2 separate regions of the Homo sapiens genome follow, and region 2 is linked to region 1. The links are chromatin loops, found by intact Hi-C in ENCODE. Cell type or tissue: endothelial cell of umbilical vein. All regions are shown on one strand. Each heading gives the region's core, and the rest is flanking DNA. Links, peaks and the distances in the headings are about the cores only.

Region 1 (5,389 bases), core at 390-5,389:
TTTCATGAAGTTGGAAATATTGTTAAGAAAAAGGCAAGGAAAGCAAACTCTAGTTATGGGAAGAAAATCTCAGCTTTGGGGAGACGCATTTTCTTCTTCCCTTCCTACCCACAGTGCAAAGTGCGGTCATTACTATCTGTCTCTGTAGTATCTATCAAATGGATGAGGAAGAAAGAAAACATCTGAAGTGACTGATTAGTCATTGGGAATAATTTGTGCAACTGCTTGGCTATAGATATGACTTTATCATATCTTTATCATATAGATAATTTTGTTCATCCTTGGGCAAGTTGTTTAATAGTTGTGAGACTGAGTTTCCTTACCTGTGAAATGAAGATAATTAGACTATACCAAGATGACATAATATTCATTATATTTAATTAGAGCTGTGACTGGCACATGGTAAACACTAATAAATTCTATCTGTGAGAGTAGGGTCAAAATTTACACATAACGATTGATGTGTGTTTTTTTAAAGTAATTTTATTTTCTTTAATTGTAATTTTTTATAATTCCATTTTGTCCTCTACTCTCCCAGTCACTGTCTTGACCAGACAACTTATTCTTTTTTTGTAATTCCAGTATTTTCAGTCCAATCAGTGCCTTTTCAGTGAAATTAAAATATTATTACAATCGTAGTCTGATTTCTATCTCAGCTACTTTTGCATACATTCTCAGTCTTCTGTATTTTCTTTATGCCTCTCTTGTGTCCTTTTTCTACCACTCGGGAGTAGTCTATTTTCACAGGACAGCTTATGTATTATTCATCTGTTCTTGTCCTGCTTGGACTTAGGCATCAGTCTGTCACTCTGTTACCTGCAGTGATGTTCCGTGGTGTACCTGTTCCCTGAACATCCTGCGCTGGTATCCACCGAGGTGTGGTGCATGTTGGCAATTGGCTTTTGCCTCTAATTGCAAAAGCTCTGAACTTTGCAGCTACCTCCTCCTGACCTCATATATCTACCTGTTCACACCTCCCATAATATTTCTGCCCCCTCTAGTTGTTGTTGAAGGTGGGATACTAAGAATTCTTGATTGTTCTTTATATATAATTCTGGAGTGGAACCCTACATAGTTGTCTTGACACTCATCTGCCCTCAGCTATCACTTACTCCATCTCTCTCATGTTGAATACAGCATCACGTTAAATGTGGGAATTTTCTTATTTTATTTTATTTTATTTTACTTTAAGTTCTGGGATACATGTACAGAACGTGCAGGTTTGTTACAAAGATATGCGTGTGCCATGGTGGTTTGCTGCATCCATCAACCCATCATCTAGGCTTTAAGCCCTGCATGCATTAGGCATTTGTCCTAATGGTCTCCCTCCCCCTGCCCTCACCTCCCTGACAGGCCCCGGTGTGTGATATTCCCCTTCCTGTGTCCACGTGTTCTCACTGTTCATCTCCCACTTATGAGTGAGAACATGCAGTGTTTGGTTTTCTGTTCCTGTGTCAGTTTGCTGAGAATGATGGCTTCCAGCTTCACCCATATCCCTTCAAAGGACATGATATCATTCCTTTTTTATGGCTGCATAGTATTCCACAGTGTATATGTGCCATATTTTCTTTATCCAGTCCATCATTGATGGGCATTTGGGTTGGTTCCAAGTCTTTGATATTGTAAATAGTGCTGCAATAAACATACGTGTGCAAGTGTCTTTATAGTAGAATGATTTATAATCCTTTGGGTATATACCCAGTAATGGGACTGCTGGGTCAAATGGTATTTCTGGTTCTAGGTCCTTGAGGAATTGCCACACTATCTTCCACAATGGTTGAACTAATTTACACTCCCACCAACAGTGTAAAAGCATTCCTATTTCTCCATATCCTCACCAGCATCTGTTGTTTCCTGACTTTTTAATAATCACTATTCCAACTGGTGTGAGATGGTATCTCATTGTGGTTGTGATTTGCATTTCTCTAATGACCAGTGATGATGTGAGCCTTTTTTCTTGTGTTTCTGGGCCGCATAAATGTTTTCTTTTGAGAAGTGTCTGTTCATATCCACAGATGTGAGACTTTTCTAAAAGGGTTGCTGTCTGCCTAGGTTAGGAGAGAAGGGCACTAGCCTTACTATTTAGCAATTCAGGCCTCAGCTATCTGGCTGTCTCTCCCTCCACAAGTTTTTATTTTTCCTTCTGAGCTGTGAGTCAGGAACCTTGAGTCTGGATATTTTCTCTCTTGCCTTCTGCTCAGTCCTCCTCTTCTGGCCCCAGGAAAGGCTTACTGGGTCCAGTGTGGCACCATACTAAGGACTCGACCCTGGGTCCTTGATTATTACTGCAACAGAGAAATTAATATCTTCCATGGCTGTGCTCATCAACAGAAAGAAGCAGCACAAGCCGAGGCTCTGCCTCTGGCCTTCCAAATCACATGTGGGTGTGTCTACTTGGTAGAGACTGGGTCATGGAAGGAGCCCAAGCTATGCCAGTGCCTGGGAGCCCTAAGCTTTCCTGCCCTAATTGTCAGTGGAGTATATTCCAAAAGAGTTGGGCTGGAGTTGTAAGACAAACTCTACAATTGTTGCCACAGGGAGGAAAGTTAAAACATCTGTATATGCAGCATGGTTGGATAGAATTCTTATTGGAGGTTGAGGATGCAAGAAAGAGTAAGGTTTTAGAAAGCAGCTGCTATTTGCTCTCCTTTTAGTTTTTTTTTTTTTTTCTAAAAGGTGGCACTAATTAAATATTCATGAATATAACTTCTCCTTTGGACTACAGCAGGAGCAAATCTTACCCAAATTCAAATAGTGGAGATGACCTGGACCCTAATGAATAACTTTTACATTTATTTGCCTCAAACAGATGTTGATTAAGCAAAGTTTGATTCCACAAACATTTATGGTACATGTATTTAAGGCTCTCTGGTTGGTAATGAGAGGCTTTACGTTTCTTCAATTATTCTTATAAGGCCACTAGATTCTGCAGTCAGATAAGAAACTTATGGGAAAGAAACTATTATCAAAATTGCAGAGATGAGGAGGAAAAAAATAATACTCTAAGCAAATAGCATGTGTATAAGAGCTAACATAAGGGATTTGGCACGTTAGAGAGCAGGCAATGCTGCCATTCCAAGTTTCCATTGTTGTGCTTGTTGTGCTGTGTGAACTCCATGGTGATATCTCTTGAAGTCATCCCCACAATGACCCACAGCAGAAAGAGGAAATCTTTTCATTCTCTAGCATCTGACTCATGAAACTGAAATGTTATTGCCTTATTTGTGGCTCTCCTCTGCCAGGGAAGAGTCAGGCAGGTTCTTTGGGCTGTTTGCTTATGTCTAAATCGCCTGTTTTCTGGCACTTAGGAAAAACATTCTTTTGCTTCCGGTAACACTGGTCCTAAATGTATTTGCTCCACAACATGGTCGTCTTTGAGAAAGAGAGACTATTTGATTTGCTGAATGAAATGGCTGGGATGCTCATTGCATCTTGGCATACAGAGGCACATATTTTAATCCTGAATTATCCAGCCTCCTGAAACATAGCCATTGTGCCTGCCTGATCTATTTGATTCCACTCATATTAGTGCGGTTTTCTTGCACTTAGTTTATTCATCACTACATTGTAGAAAGGAGAGCGGAGAGATGATGCTGTTCAGTAAGGGAGGAACCAAACACAGATCTTAAGGGGATTATTCCATTCAGAACAGATTTTCAGGTCTAGTTGTTCTAAAAAAACAGTGGGGACAGTATACCATTTTAGAGGTACCATATGTAGTTTTCAATGGGCAGTCCCTCCACCCTGTGGCTGAAGCCCACTCTTTTTCTACGTGAGAGAGAATCTGAAATTTGGTGTCACAGATGACACCAGATGCATTCTTGCCCGTTGTAGGATTTTGCTACCTGTTTCTATCATCTTTATTTGTCACATGGGTTATTTTTGTGCCTGAAAATTCCCCATAAGACAAAGTTTTCCCATGTAGGAGAGATTCGCTGGTTTCGCCTCTTACGGATTTTGTGTTCTAGAAATCCTGGGAGTGGTTAACTTTTCTGTTTTGCTACTTTTTGCTTGTTCCTTGTGGTGCTGCTTTCCTGGTGCTTGAACTTCATGGTAGGTCTCTGGGTGTGTTTTACATCAGTGCCACATGATTTGAAGCCAAATCTGGCAAAGTCCAAGTAAGTGAAGAATTGGAGTTATAATCCCAACAATTCAGGAAGCAGAAAAATTGCCCTAATCTTTTAAAGTAAATACTTGGTTTCAAGGGGATGTGATTATTTTTGGTCAGTTTATACATTACTTTTTGCCTGTTTTACTTAAGAATCTCCAATTTAGGGGTTGACCCATACTCATTCTGACTTCTTGGCATCATGCACATGCCTAGAAATTCTCAATGGAATACATTTCTAAGGCATAGAGTGAAATGAAGTGTTAGAGATTGTGGGCTAGAAGAGCAGACTGAGTAATGTGTAATCAAAATTCAGAGTATCTATTAATCTCCAAGTGGACACAGACCTACTTAGTATATGCATGAATGCATGAGTTCAGTTTTCAGTATGATAATGGATTTAATGTGACTTGGATAAGAAATTTTTGCTTGGAGCCTTGGTTTTTCCACTCAAGATACTGATATACTCTGGGCTATTACATGAATATTCTGAGGATTAGTTCTTAAATGATATTTTACCTTCCCTGCATTCACAATTTGTATTACAGCTGAAAGCCAAATATAGCCAAGAGTTTGATAAACAACCAAATTAGGTAAGAGTACCTTACACTTTTCATAGGAATATCTTCCAGGTTCTCTCATGAGGGCTATCCACTACCACTTACAGGATGGCTTCTGTTTTCTAAGCTATAGTCCATTACGAGGTACAGATTTCCAGTTGGTAAAAGAGCCCCTGCATTCAGACATATTGGCCATAAAGGAATTCATAACAAGAGAAGGGGAGGAAAGGGACAAGAACAAGATTAGAAATGAATGTGAATTTAAGAAGCATACATGTCTGGGCTGATTTGGATTTCCCACAGATGTTAAGGGCATTATTTCATTCTTATATGAAGGTATGGAAATTGGTATTCATCATGATAGTTCCGAATCTACCAATAATATATCACATTATGTCTGATGTCTTTTGAATTAGAACATAAAATTTATTTTTGAAAGTTTGTCAACTTTTAAAGTAAAAATCAAAGGCTTTTGATACGCCAAGAGTTATACTGTCTATTATGTGGTATTTGGAATAACTCTTCCTCCTTAAAAAGGAGATTGGAAGCTGCAGCTGTGGGTGGTGTTTGACTTATAGATGTGTGGTTGCAGTGGAATGGCAAGGGAAGCTTTGAGTATGTCAATCAATCCTAGCTCTAGCCCACATCTGTGTCAGGAGAGAAAGAAGACTGCATTAGGGCTACACCTGAAAGAAAGAATAGGAGTTTTCCATATATTCAC
Region 2 (5,389 bases), core at 58-5,057, 180 kb after region 1:
TGTGGGGTCAAGGTCTAGGTCTTGCTATTGCTGTAATTTGTTAGTTTTCCAATAAATTAAATCCCTAAGTAGATCAAAGTTATAAGACTGTTATAAGACTGTGCCTAGCATAGTGCCCAGGATACTGTTCTACCACTAATAATAGGGCAATACAACACATTGTGCTTGCTATTTATAGGCCACTCTTCTGAGTTCGTTACAAGTAGTAATTCATTTAATCCTCATCATAAATTATATTCAATATATATGATTCCCACTTCACAGATGGCGAAATTAAGCCCCAGAGTGGCTATTTTGTCTGTGGTCATGCAGCTAGTGTGAGGCAGAGCTTTGAGAATCCGGGCAGCCTGGCTTTAGAGTGCCCTTAGAACTACTGCACTATTCTGTTTTGCTTACTCAATATGGAATGGATGGGAGGAAGGTGAAATAGGGGCTTATATGACCTACTGAGCTTGATGTCTTTGATCCTATGTGCCACCAGAAACTTAGTGGTTGTGAGTCCACTACTTGTGCTAGAAAGATCAGGGATTTCCTTCCCTCCCACACTCAAAACTAAAATAAATGAATGGAAGGTTCAACTCAGGATTGTCATTAGAGTGTTTGGGGAAAATGTTACCAGGTTCCTGTTAACTACAACCAACACTGTGTAGATAAATACTATATGTTTCCTGATGTTAATGTTTGGCTTTGAGATAATAGTGGTAAATCAGCAAATTCAGGATCATATTTTGTTTGTTTTAGAAGTGCAGACAGGATCTAATCAATTTTTCTTGTTATATCTTCTTACAGAAATCCATTCAGAATGGTCAAGCTTCTTGAAATAGAATATATGCACATAAACTTTAAACAATATTATAATTGGGTCTGAGCTATTTTGAATTTTGGAATCCAGTTTGTCATAATTGGATCTTCAAATTAAAGCTCTGGGCAAGTATTTAGATATTAAAATATTAAAAGCATAACATGACCTGGTCATTCTTCATTTAGTGGTATTTGGGTTCCATTACTGAAATATATCCCATAGGGTATGGCCTAGTAGTAAAGCTACAGAGTTCTAGAATCAAATACTTTAAGTTGGAAATCTGTTGGGTTTCCAATACTTGCAGGCTGTAATACTTGTAGTACTGAAATACTTGTAGGCTGTGTGTCCTGAGGCAAACTACTTAACCTCTCTGTGCTTCTGTCTTTTCATGTGTAAAATGGGGCTAATGTAGTCCATGATCATGAGGTGATCCATGTAATGAGCTCTTAGTACAATGCCTGATACATTGTAAGTACTCAGTAAATGTTAGTTAAAATGAAGAAATAAACATACATTGTGCAATTCTAATTTACAATGAACAAAAATTTCATTCAGTAAAAATATTTATTATCAGAAAAAGGTCAAACTCTAGCTCTTTCACAGAATGCTAATTCATGAGATTTTAAATTTGTATTTTGATTATATGATTAATGATTAATGGTAGATGCCGTGTCAGACATACTATATGTAAAAGACCCTTCCCCTGATTCCACACATATAATCTGAGCATATCTCCTCTACAGTAAACACAATAACTGTGGCTTGAAAATAGCACTGAGTAAGGTGACATTATTTTTTCCTGGCAGTTTCACTCCTGTAGTCATCTTATAACTTTGAAGCAGATTAATCCATTAAAAGGTGTACTCCTAGTGTTTAATAATTGCCAGTAAAGTCTAATCAGATAGCAACCGCTACAGAAGAGCCTTCAAGAAATACTATAAGATAATTAAAACATAAAGGTTATGCAAAAGTAGCAAATCAATAGAGACAGTAAACATGGTTTATCAACAGTCCTGAGAACATTTTTTCAATTCTAAAATGTAAATGGACTTGGGATAGAGCACACGCTAGGATGATAGATAGGATCCCGGTAACAGTTTAATTAACTCCAGTTTCCTGTACGTTAAAGGTTGCCTCAACCCACTGGTTCATGTAACAAACTCTCTTAGGATTTCCTTAGCCGCTGTCTGATATGAAGACCAGGCAGCCTTCCTTCCTTACAGGGTTAAGTTTTGCCCTCCTCCTCTGGAGGCTTTATCAAAACACAACCCTCTGTTTTCTCTATAAATACACAGATATTTTTAATTTCAGCTAAAATGGTTTGACTTTGTAATCAAGGTAAAAGAAACACACACACACTGCCTAAGTAATGAGAAGAGTTTGCTGGGAAGAGTTGTGTAATTAAAATTACATATTAAAATTCACGTGCAGTGTGTGTAGAATTTTAGAAAAACCATGGCAGCTCTCCAGATGACTCATTTGCTGTTTTAATTCTTCTGTAATGTAGGCGATTTTATAATTAGCCACAGAATTGTGCCACTTGGTTAGTTCACAGTGAAAAGAATAATAAAGAATATTTACTATTAAATGATATTAAAACTGCTACTCTGAGCAGCCCTGGTAAGAAGTAGACATTTACTGTTCCTAGCTAGCCATTATAAATGGAATATAGCCAGTGCTTTGCTTGCAATAGTTAAACCTATTGGGCGAGATGAGGGTAAGCTTCATTTGAAGAATTGCAATATTTCTCAAAAATGACTGTGAGGGTCAAGTGTTAAAAGAAAAATTCTTTTTCCAACTGGGTGGAATTAGGTTTCATGCAATTAACTTTATCATTAGTAAATAAAAGAGTCACTTAACCTCTGCCCTTGCAGAAGTTCTTGATATTTTGCTTAGTAAAGGGCAAGAAACCTGTTATGGCTTATTTATTCACTTCGTTAAAAGGTTATTCTTAAATATTGTGATCTAGAAACACATAATACATAATGTTTGTTAATAAAGATATATTTACTACACCATTTAAAGAAGCTGGCTATTATATACTGCTCATTAGTGCTGTGAACGGGAAACCTTTTTCTGTTGTTCCCATGGGAAAGGTTATCGAGCTGTCAGTAAAGGGCTCATTTTCTTTAAATTAAAAATCACGGAAGAATCTTGTGTAGAGGATATTAAAAGCAAGTGTAGTCATGCTGTCTTATTGCAAGATGAGCTAGAGGTAAGTATGTGGTTTAATGCTTTTGAAATGAAAGTTAGAAATGCCGGCTACCTGTGATTTTGAAAATTTCTCTCTCTTCCAACAGTTAGGATTTTCATCCTGAAGCAGAAATCTAAGCTTGTTCTTCTAACAATGATTTAGAGGAAGAAATTTAACACCCCCTGCTTGCAACATCCATTTTTCAATAAATCTATACTTTCTCTGCCCTCCTCCGTGTTATCAGTCATCCACATCCCAGAGGAAATGCTTCAGGCTTGGGGTTAAATTAAGGTCCTATCTCTAGTGATTGTCTAGAATGCTGTCTACATTCTCAAACAAACTTATCTGCATTATATACAGCCATAAATACTTCCTGCCAAGTGGAGACGCTGGTTTTGTTTTGTTTTTGTTTTTCCATTGATGTTAATGGAGAGAGTACTACTTGCTAGTTGAAAATTAAAAGAAAAGCAACAATTGTATTTTATTATGAATTGAAAGTAGGTTGAATCTCAATCAGTATAGTTCTGTGATGCTGAACTTAACATGGGACATGGATGTCCTATATTCTTTCTTGAAAAAAATTGATCTAATGAGATACATTGTCTTTATATTTCTCAAAATAATATTTCAAGTTAAACTACTTCATACCACCTTTCTTTGACAGTTCAGTGATACTTTTTCAGCTCTTTTGGGATAAATATAGCATCTGAAAAGAATAAGCATTTTACAACCTCTTGCTTAATAAATAAAAAATAGAAAAACATTCTACATAAATTAGTTTTACTAAATAGAAAAATTATCTCAGATATCAGGGTTAGTCAAGGTCAAAGATAATCAAATTTTCTGATAAAAACATTAAACAAACATATGACATACCACAACACACACACATACACACATAAAATATCAATATTTGCTTTATCAAATATAGTGGGAGATAAATAGGCCATCAGTATGACTAAGAGCTAAACAAAACCCAATGTATAAAATGAGAGAGTTTCCATAATAATTTGCTGTAAAATCTTTGAGTCGAGTGATAGAGGAAGGCATCACAGAAATATCTGTGTGGGAGGAGGGTAGCTTATTCTAATTCACCAGCAAATCATAGCAAAGTGGAGAGAGAGGGATACTTTATATTGTATGTTCAGGCAGGAAATTCATGTGCTCATTCATCCAGTAAATATGCATTGGATATACATGCCAGGCACAGTTCTAGGCACTGGGGATATGAGTTAACAAAGCAAAGTCCCTGTCATCATGGAGCTTACATTCTAGTGGGAAAAACAGACCAATGAATATACAAATATAAAAATATATGTGTTTTTATAAATATATGTTTTTATAAATAAATCTGGATTGTGGTAATTCTGAATATTACAGTGTCAAGGTTTATAATATTAAAATTCTGTGTTCTACAATTATTTTTCTGCAGTTTTTAAAGTCTTGGTTTTATGTTTCCCTAGTTGTGTATATCCATTTCTCTATTCTCTTTCTTTTTTTTTTTTTTGAGACACAGTTTCACTCTTGTTGCCCGGGCTGGAGTGTGGTGGCAGTAATCTTGGCTCACTGCAACCCCTGCCTCCCGGGTTCAAGTGATTCTCCTGCCTCCGCCTCCCAAGTAGCTGGGATTACAGGCATGCACCACCATGCCCGGCTAATTTTGTATTTTTAGTAGAGACGGGGTTTCACTATGTTGGTCAGACTGGTCTTGAACTCCAGACCTCAGGTAGTCAGCCCGCCTCAGCCTCCCAAAGTGCTGGGATAACAGGTGTAAGCCACCACGTCTGGCCGATTTCTCTATTCTTAAGGTCTTTGTTTTCATATATTTTTCAAAAAACCGTATTTTATATCCAGGCATTTTTTACAAGAATTAGGGGAGGCCAAGGCGGGTGGATCACCTGAGGTAGGGAGTTCAAGACCAGCCTGGCCAACATGGTGAAACCCTGTCTCTACTAAAAATACAAAAATTAGCTGGGTGTGGTGACACACGACTGGAATCCCAGCTACTCGGGAGGCTGAGGCAGGAGAATTGCTTGAACCCGGGAGGCGGAGGTTGCAGTGAACCAAGATCGCGTCACTGCACTCCAGCCCGGGCGACAGAGCAAGACTCTGTCTCAAAAAAAAAAAAAAAAGAAAAGAAATGGGGATGGTTATTGCCTGAATTTTTGCATCCACCAGAATGCCTATTTTGTGTACATTCAGTCAAGTTTCAATAGGGAAACACAAGATTACTCTAGGCATTTCAAGAAGGGAGGAATTTGAGGAAGGCAGAGGTTTACTGAACAGTTCAAAGAGCTGACGTAGTGAAAGTCAGCACAGCTGACATTCAGGAAATCAGAAAGGATAACCATTACAGATGATCTAAGGGACCTCTGGCACTCAAATAGTTGCCT

The links. A loop is a pair of places that touch in the nucleus more often than their neighbours do. Peaks named below come from ENCODE experiments on the same cell type or tissue, not always from the same donor. Only the 100,000 strongest peaks of a DNase experiment are listed, where the experiment ranks them.
Region 2: it touches region 1 in a loop (6-fold over the local background); 8 of 110 quality-filtered maps call a loop at or near these places.

Annotation. Positions count from the first base shown.
Region 1 is chr5:123,697,634-123,703,022 of GRCh38, forward strand. No RefSeq gene overlaps it. Among named protein-coding and RNA genes, the nearest start is that of CSNK1G3, 190 kb to the left of the region's middle. In endothelial cell of umbilical vein, for the core only: no CTCF peak of the experiment used is centred there; a DNase peak (open chromatin) is centred at 3,128; H3K27ac peaks cover 2,215 bases.
Region 2 is chr5:123,879,903-123,885,291 of GRCh38, forward strand. No RefSeq gene overlaps it. Among named protein-coding and RNA genes, the nearest start is that of CSNK1G3, 370 kb to the left of the region's middle. In endothelial cell of umbilical vein, for the core only: no CTCF peak of the experiment used is centred there; DNase peaks (open chromatin) are centred at 2,109 and 3,259; H3K27ac peaks cover 1,589 bases; H3K27me3 peaks cover 84 bases.